Linked DNA regions of Homo sapiens: region 2 is linked to region 1. Evidence: chromatin contacts called from ENCODE Hi-C data. All regions are on one chromosome and are shown on one strand. Each heading gives the region's core, a stretch centred on a gene start or an enhancer-like site at or near the end of the contact. The rest is flanking DNA. Distances are from core to core; before and after follow the strand shown. Region 1 holds the start of ASB14 (ankyrin repeat and SOCS box containing 14). Region 2 holds the start of PDE12 (phosphodiesterase 12).

The links. Hi-C counts contacts between places; a loop is a spot of excess contacts on that map. Pooled maps may share reads with other maps.
Region 2: a loop to region 1 is called in a pooled map, with 2.3 times the contacts of the local background. The contact joins the promoter of PDE12 here to the promoter of ASB14 in region 1. A Hi-C loop is called at or near these places in 2 of 50 pooled maps.

The regions. Positions count from the first base shown.
Region 1 is chr3:57,290,429-57,294,923 of GRCh38, forward strand. It overlaps ASB14 (ankyrin repeat and SOCS box containing 14), which reads right to left and starts at 2,257. Exons shown (of 11, transcript NM_001142733.3): 1 at 2,205-2,257; 2 at 1,484-1,676. The coding sequence starts at 1,605. It overlaps DNAH12 (dynein axonemal heavy chain 12), which reads right to left. Exons shown (of 74, transcript NM_001366028.2): 74 at 3,272-3,543. The coding sequence ends at 3,353. LOC124909384 (a long non-coding RNA gene) reads left to right here and starts at 2,363. Exons shown (of 2, transcript XR_007095923.1): 1 at 2,363-2,964.
Region 2 is chr3:57,553,823-57,558,317 of GRCh38, forward strand. It overlaps PDE12 (phosphodiesterase 12), which reads left to right and starts at 2,452. Exons shown (of 3, transcript NM_177966.7): 1 at 2,452-3,865. The coding sequence starts at 2,558. It also overlaps a transcript of DNAH12 not described here. RefSeq lists enhancers at 1,946-2,725, 3,216-3,385, 4,282-4,495.

The DNA of each region.
Region 1 (4,495 bases), core at 1,007-3,506:
GGGACCACCTGGGTAATCCAGAGTACACCCCCTATCTAAAAGTCAGCTGATTAGCAGCCATAATTCCATCTGTAGCCTTACTTCTCCTTTGCCATGTAAGGTTCCAGAAATTAGGACATCTTTGGATGGGACCATTACTCCACATGTCACAAGTATGTTCTAGTTTTCTAATTCCTTCAAGTACCTGACTAAATCAGCAAGCCTGCCTAAGTATCATACACTTCCTGCAAATCTAATCAAGTAAATGCATAACCACAGTCAATTTCAGTTTCTCTGAAACATTTCAATACTCTCCTTAGCCCAACTCTCTTATACCTTTCAACCTAAAATTGTAAGTTCAAAGTCAGTTACTCAATTATGCAATTTAAGGTTTTAATCATAAGGTTAATATAACAGATAATCTAATAAGGCTAATTTCTTTACAAAACTTTAAATATTTAAAGATTATTTTAAAAACTAATCCTAAATTGAACACAAAAGTATAGGAATAGTGTGTGGCTAAGAGCACAGACTTTAGAATCAGACTGCCTTGCTCTTCACTTACTAGTTCTGTGACCTTGGGTAAGCCACTTAACTTTTCTGTGCCTCACTTTCCTCCTCTCTAAGTAGGGATAATAATAGGACCTACCTCATAGAGAGGTAATGAGAATTAGAATTTAAAAGTTAGTATTTATGAAGTGCTTAAAATAACATGACACATAGTGATCACTCCATGGTTTGTTACATTTTAAAAATACTATATAGGTTTGATGTACTTCATTGTCTCTATTTAGTTATGAAATCTCTTGGGGTTAAAAGACATTTTTCTAGTTTTACATCCAGCAGGCAAATAGAGATTACCATCCCAAGTAAACTGGGTTATCACCCCTGAAAAAATGATGGTTACTGCCTCAGGAGACCAAGGTTGCTGATTGGCCAGCGAGCGTGTGAGCAGGTGTGCCATATCCAGGACGATTCTTCTTACACCCCACACAGGGTCCCACTGGTCCTTTTTCAGTGTTGTCCAACAAAACTCTGAATCTACACTTTCAGAAGCCTTGTTCAAGTTTATGTAATTCCTCCTTTTGATTTGAGTAGATCAAAGACTGGACCCCATCCCCACCTACCCTACTAAGGTTGAAGATAACTAACTTTCTATGTGTCCCGGTTGGATTTATGCATTTCTTCAATTCCCAAAGACAAGATGTATTAGTTTTTCTCTAGCCCTTCATATCCTCCTTTCTTTCTTCTGATTTCCAGTCTGTATCACCTCACCCAGATTTGCTGCTAACCTCCTTCAGATATTTTTATTGCCTAATTAAATTCTGAATTATTTCCAGATTATTCCTGTCTAGTTAGGCATAATATCTTACAGATATTTAATTGACAGCTCCTTGGATTCTGACCCTCCTGTTTTTGTCACAACACTAGAGTTAAGCTAATGACAAGTGTCAGCTGTTGAATACAACACTTAATACTATATTGCCGATGAGAAAACCATTACCTCTCATCCTTAGGTGCATGTTGTGCTGTTCCTGGCTTATAAATATCCTGCAAACTCTGTTGAATGATGAGCTGGGTGTCAAAGTCTTCATCTATGTCTTCATCGCTGGTGTAATTATCCATGTGAAACGTGGACAGGTTTACTTTAAAGTCAGAGTGAATTAAAAGTATTTTTCCAGTTGTGAAGAGATCAACTGCTTAAAATTACAAATGAAATTCAGAAATCTAGAAAATTGGTAGGATTAACAATGAAAAATATACAAAATTTAGGAAACAAAATATTCACTAAAAAATTTCTATAAACTTAAAAAAGTTTTGTGGACTGCCACAGATTCAACAAAAATTAGAAGTTTCCATGAGTAGCCATTGACTTAAAGCTTATTCAGGAAAAACCACCTTTCAAATAAGACTTCGGTTAGTGCCACTCTAACACTGACAACACTCTGATCTGTTCAACTTGGCTGTGAGTCTTTCACAGTGATTGTAGCACTCATCCAAAATAATATCTTTCCTACACACAGTGTGATGCTGAAAATAATATTTTACTTAATATACATTAAAAATAAACATGTTATAGGAACAAATGTATTCTCATAATTACAACATGGATACAGCAGTAGTAAAAACAAATGTATCTTACTAGGCAATATCTAAATGGTTTTAAAAGAAAAATGTCAGTTTTAGCATAGAATACATTTGGTCACATTTCAAAGACTTTTTACCTTTTGTTTTATCCTCTAGGACAGCAGTGAAGTTTTCACTGTTAAGGACTAACACATGTAAGCCTCAGAATTTTCATTTATATTTAGGCTCTCCTCTCCCCTGTAGTGACCATTCCATTAATAGCTTTACTATAAATACTTCATCATAAGACAGTTTGGCACATTCTCCTTGTTTTTTACATGTGGTTTAGCTCTTTTTGGAAACATGATCTCTTTTCTTCAGTGCTACATTCATCAAATTTAAAGGATTAAATATTTTATTCCTGGAATAAAATGCTTTTGCAGGGGGTTGGCCATGCAAAGAGAATTCATGCACATAGCCACTGCAAACCACAATCAATTTTTCACTTAAGAGAACCCAAACATTTTGCTCTGACCCAATTATCCAAAGTGACTGTCCCAATGTACTAGATTCACTAGGTAGCTGTGACTACATTTTCCTTGGGTTACAGAACTGTGGCCTTCAGTGTCCTTGGAATCCTAAGGGAAGAATTCACTCTACACAAGATAAAATTTTGATCAAAATTCTGTTTTGTTGAAATATTTTTAAATTGTTAATATACACTAAAAAAAGCAAAGGGACCACTTGACATTTCAAATTAAATATGAAGCAAATGCCGAGAAGCACACTGTCACTGCAGGTGTAGAAGTTCGGACTGCCCTCAAGCCATCCTACTGCCTTTGCAGGCCAACTTCGCAGCTTTGAGTTTCCTTTCCTAGTCACAAGGATGCAGTGAGAAATGGAACCGATGTCTTAGAGGTAAGAAATAAAGAGGTATAGTTGGGTAACTTTTAATATTTTCCATATTTATAATTTCTTAATTTATGTATTTGAAATATTTATGTATAATTACTTTAGGTAGGAGAGTGGAAAGTAAACTATACTGAAGCTGAAGGAATGACTTAACATTTGTGAAGGAGATAATTCCTGATATTTGTTAAATGTTACCGTTTAACCCCCAAATCTATTTTTCACATACAATCAAACTTCAAAAAGTTCTCCTCAGAAAGGAGAACAATGCAATGAGTGTTTGCAAAGATCATTTAAAAGAATAACACCAAAACACTTGGTTTTATAATGTATATATTTTAAGTAGGACAGGTTTTTTTTTTTTTAAACTTTTGGATGTTTTATAAATTTGTCCAATTTAGTCATCCAACTGACAAAGCAAAGCAACCCCGCGCTTGATCCAGTGCCGAGTAGGTTGGTCTGTTTTTAACAACATTGCAATGACAAAGTTAGTAGAATGTCCCGTAGTGGAAAGAGTTCCTTTACGTTCACTTGTCTTGTAGAGGGGACAGACATAGGCATCCGACTTTATAATCCGAGATTTTTGAGCTTGAAAAAAAAAAAGAAATATATTCACTTGATAAAGGGAAAAACAGCCATTGGTACGAAAAGAACTATTTATCTTGTAATAAAATGGCCAGAACTAAATCTAAGATCATAATTGTGATATATGAAGGTTTTACAGCATATATATTTTTTTACAGTACATATAGTATTACGGTTGTGAAACAAGGCAAGTATTTCTTTTCTTTTCTTTTTTTTTTTTTTTTTGGAGACTGAGTCTCACTCTGTCACCTAGGCTGGAGTACAGTGGCACAATCTCGGCTCACTGCAACCTCTGCCTCCCAGGTTCAAGCGATTCTCTTGTCTCAGCCTCCTGAGTAGGTGGGACTACAGGTGCCTGCCACCATGCCTTGCTAATTTTTGTATTTTTAGTAGAGACGGGGTTTCACTATGTTGGCCAGGCTGGTCTTGAACCCCTGACCTCGTGATCTGCCCGCCTCAGCCTCCCAAAGTGCTGGGATTACAGGCGTGAGCCACTGCGCCCAGCCCAAGGCAAGTATTTCGTATGGTGCATGATTCTAGGTGTGGAAGACAGGAATAGACTTTAAAGTTCTGACCGCTTAGCAGGCATGAGAAAACTCAAGAGGATTTGGGAGGGGAGAATGAGAAGGGAGGGAAGAAGGAATAAAATACAGTATAGGTAGTGGGGGAGACTCAAAAGAAGAAATACAACTGCTTAGAGCTCTAATCCAAGAAACCCACACATTAGAAGAAGCTGACGTTTCTATTTGTTTTTAGCAGGTAAATAATAAGAAAAACATGTCAACTCTTACCAATTCATGAAAAGAAACTATATACAATCCCCAAAAAGCCAGATATAAGATATTAAGAGTCTTTCCAAACTAAGGTCACGTTTCTCATAGTTATAACTGAACCACATTCGTAATGAGAATATTTGATAGGTTGGATGGTGATTCTGGGTGATCAGTAAATATTT
Region 2 (4,495 bases), core at 1,202-3,701, 260 kb after region 1:
TATTTCTTTTTTTTTTTTTTCCGAGACAGAGTCTTGCTGTCTCCCAAGCTGGAGGGCAGTGGCGCGATCTCGGCTCACTGCAACCTCTGCCTCCCAGGTTCAAAAGATTGTCCTGCCTCGGCCTCCTGAGTAGCTGGGATTACAGGCGAACACCACTGCGCCCGGCTAATTTTTGTATTTTTAGTAGAGACAGGGTTTCACCATGTTTAGTAGAGATAATGAAACCCCGTCTAATTTTTGTATTTTTAGTAGAGACGGCGTTTTAACATATTTAGTAGAGACAGTGAAATTCCATCTCTACTAAAAATACAAAAATTAGCCAGACATGGCAGTGCACACCTGTAATCTCAGCTACTTGGGAGGCTGAGGCATGAGAATCGCTTGAACCCGGGAGGTGGAGGCTGCAGTGAGCCGAGATCACACCACTGCACTCCAGCCTGGGTGACAGAGTGAGGCTCCATCTCAAAAATAAAAAAATAAAAAAATAATTACATGGAGGCCAATGACAATTACAGTATCAAACACCTTTTTTCTTGCAATTAAAACCAAATGTTTTTAGCTTTTCCCCTTTCAAGAAAATGAAAATTAAAGCTTTTCCATAATTGCAAGCAAAACAACTCTAATGGCCCTCTTAGAAGAAATCCAGAACTTCATACTATGGCTTAGAATGCACTACACAATTTGGTGGATGCATATCTTTCTTATCTGCTACTCTCCCCTGGTCTCACCTTACTCATCACACTGGACCTCTTTCTGGTCTACAGGTAAAGCAATTCATTCGTTCTTCAAGACCTTTTTTTGTTTTGTTTTGAGACGGAGTTTCACTCTTGTTGCCCAGGCTGGAGTGCAATGGCATGATCTCAACTCACTATGACCTCCATCTCCCAGGTTCAAGCGATTCTCCTGCCTCAGCCTCCCTAGTAGCTGGGATTACAGGTGTGCGCCACCATGCCCAGCTAATTTTTTGTATTTTTAGTAGAGACGGGGTTTCACTATGTTGGCCAGGCTGGTCTCGAACTCCTGACCTTAGGCGATCCACCCGCCTCAGCCTCCCAAAGTGCTGGGATTACAGACGTGAGCCACTGGGCCCGGCGTCTTTAAGACCTTTAAAAGAAATAGCAATAAAGTGCACGATTCCTTAGGCCAGGGGAGGTGGTTTTCACTTGTTATCCCAGAATTTTGGGAGGGTAAGGCGGGGGGCTTGCTTGAGGCCAGGAGTTCGCGACCAGCCCAGGAAACATGGTGAAGCCCTTCTCTACTAAAATACAAAAATTAGCTGGGCGTGGTGGTGTGTGCCTGTAGTCCCAGCTACTTGGGAGGCTGAGGCACGAGAATCGCTTGAACTCTGGAAGCCGAAGTTGCAGTAAGCCAAGATCGCACAGCTGCACTCCAGCTTGGGTGAAAGAGCAAGGCCCTACCTAAAAAATAAAAAAATAAAATAAACAGATAAACAACTATTTCTTAATATATGCCCCATTATTATTCCTTATCTGAAATTGAATTTAACTGAGATCCTGTAATTTTATTTGTTAAATGTAGTAACTAAATAGAGTCTTCCTATTTACTAACTAAAAATAAACACTGGGTGGCTCTTGCCTGTTTGTACTTGAGAGGGTTAGGCGGGAGGATCGCACGAGCCCTGGAGTTCGAGGGGGCAGTGAGCTATGATCAGGCCACTGCACTCCAGCTTGGGCGTCAAAGTGACAACCTGTCTCTAATAAAAAATAACAAACAGCCTTCCGCAGTTTGTCAGTACTATTTCTTTCTGCCAATTAATAGTTGTGTGACCCTGAGCAGGTAATATCTCGGGACTCTGCATCTGTAAAGCGATGGATAAAGAGACCTACCTCATAAGAACTATGAGGCTTAAATAAGATAGTGTGTGTAGCGTTTCTCGCATAGTCTGCGCTCACTAAACGGAGTTATTGTATATCGTTCGTTGTTAACTACCACAAAGGCTCTGCTCAGAGGTGCGTAGGCGCTGGCTCAGCCTGGGGTGAACCCACCAGGCCACCGAAACGAGCGATCAGGGTCGGCAAAGCTGTGGAGATGAAATGGGCAACACCTTCCACACTGCGAGTAAAGCTCGCAATCCGGGTGGAGGCCTCCACGTCCTAGCGCAGTCCAGTCCCGGGCGCAGGGAGGAGAGCTGGTCAGCCAAGATTCCAAGACAGGTGTCCACCTCCTCCAACGAAGCGGAACACGTGACACCACCCTATCCACTTCCGGCTTGGAGGGCATGCCCTCCCGTCACCAGCATGCACTTTCGACAAAACCGTGGAATCTAGTATTTTCCTCTGACACCTTTATATTTTCTTCACTTCCCTATAATTCTGACCTATCGTGTAGGTAAAAATTAATCTTCAGAGTATTACAGACATGCGTGCCCACGCGCTAGGCGAAAGTGCGAGTCGGAAGCACTTCATTCCCTCTCTTCGCTAGCCGGAAGTCGCGAGATCTGAATGAGTCAAAGCCGGCGGCCTCGGCTCCTCAGCTCCACCTGACAGTAGGCCGCTGATCGGCCGCGGGTCTTGTCGACCGCTAGGCCACCAGGTTCATGTGGAGGCTCCCAGGCGCCCGCGCCGCGCTTCGGGTGATCCGGACGGCGGTGGAGAAGCTGAGCCGGGCTGAAGCGGGGAGCCAGACAGCGGCGGGAGCGATGGAGCGCGCTGTAGTGCGCTGCGTACCTTCGGAACCCAAGCTGAGCCTGTCATTCGCTTTGGCTGATGGTAGCCACAAGAACATGCAGCGCGACCAGAGCGAGCCGCTGGGTCGAGTCCTCAGCCGCATCGCTACCAATGCCCTAAAGGGTCACGCTAAGGCGGCCGCCGCCAAGAAGAGCAGGAAGAGCCGGCCGAATGCTAGCGGCGGTGCGGCCTGTTCAGGGCCGGGGCCTGAGCCGGCTGTGTTCTGCGAGCCCGTGGTGAAGCTGTACTACCGGGAAGAGGCAGTGGCTGAGGACGTGCTCAACGTGGATGCCTGGCAAGACGGCGCGGTGCTGCAGATCGGCGATGTTAAGTACAAGGTGGAGCGCAACCCGCCCGCCTTCACCGAACTGCAGTTGCCGCGCTACATCATGGCCGGGTTCCCTGTGTGCCCCAAACTCAGCCTCGAATTTGGGGATCCCGCCAGCTCCCTTTTCCGCTGGTATAAGGAAGCCAAGCCCGGAGCGGCGGAGCCCGAGGTCGGTGTCCCCTCGTCATTGTCTCCCTCCTCACCTTCTTCTTCTTGGACTGAGACTGATGTGGAGGAGCGTGTCTACACCCCGTCCAATGCCGACATCGGGCTAAGGCTCAAGCTTCACTGCACCCCAGGCGATGGGCAGCGCTTTGGGCACAGCCGGGAGTTGGAAAGTGTGTGTGTGGTAGAGGCTGGGCCTGGCACCTGCACTTTTGACCACCGGCATCTCTACACGAAGAAGGTGACTGAGGACGCTCTCATCCGCACTGTCTCTTACAACATCCTGGCAGACACGTACGCGCAGACTGAGTTCTCGCGAACGGTTCTGTACCCATACTGTGCCCCCTACGCCCTGGAGCTCGACTACCGCCAGAACCTTATCCAGAAGGAACTCACCGGCTACAACGCCGATGTCATCTGTTTGCAGGAGGTTGACCGCGCAGTGTTTTCTGACAGCTTGGTACCCGCCCTAGAGGCCTTCGGGCTCGAGGGGGTGTTTCGAATCAAGCAGCACGAAGGCCTGGCCACTTTCTACCGAAAGTCTAAGTTCAGCCTTCTTAGCCAGCATGACATTTCATTCTACGAAGCCCTCGAGTCCGACCCACTTCACAAAGAACTGCTGGAGAAACTAGTTTTGTACCCATCAGCGCAGGAGAAGGTGCTCCAGAGATCTTCTGTTCTTCAGGTAAAGTAGTTCCGCCCGTCTCTTCACATACTGTCCCACTTTTAGGGGCCAGGAAGGCGAGGAATGAGGTGGGGGTTAAAAGTGCGATGAAAGTATCCAGATATTGTTGAAAGGTGTGTTTGCCCTTGTATCTTCAGCACAAAGTTTACTCTTCATTCATTCAGCAGATATTTTTTGAACACCTCTGGTGTGCCTGCCATACTGCAGGTTGCCTTGAACAAGACTAGCAGGGACTTTTACAGTGCTTACAATCTAGCGAGAGGGACACACGCTAAATGCAAGAACAATAGTAGCTAATGTTTTTTACTACTTGCCAAGCACTGTTCTGGCACATTTTAAAGTACTTAAAATTTAAGAGCGTGGTGTGTTTTGAAGTGCTCCATAAATATAAACTAGTTTTTTTTAAATCATAGGCTCATTGAATCTTCACAGTAAGTCCCCTATTCCCATTTTATAGATGTCATTCTTGTGTTAAAGTTTTTAAGTAATTGATTTTGTTCATAATAAGAAGAGCAGCTACCATTTTTTAAGTACCTAAGGTGTTTCATGCACCTTATAAGATCATTTAATTGACTCCACACAACAGCCCATGAGGTGGATGGTATTGTCAGTGACTGCCAGTACGAAACT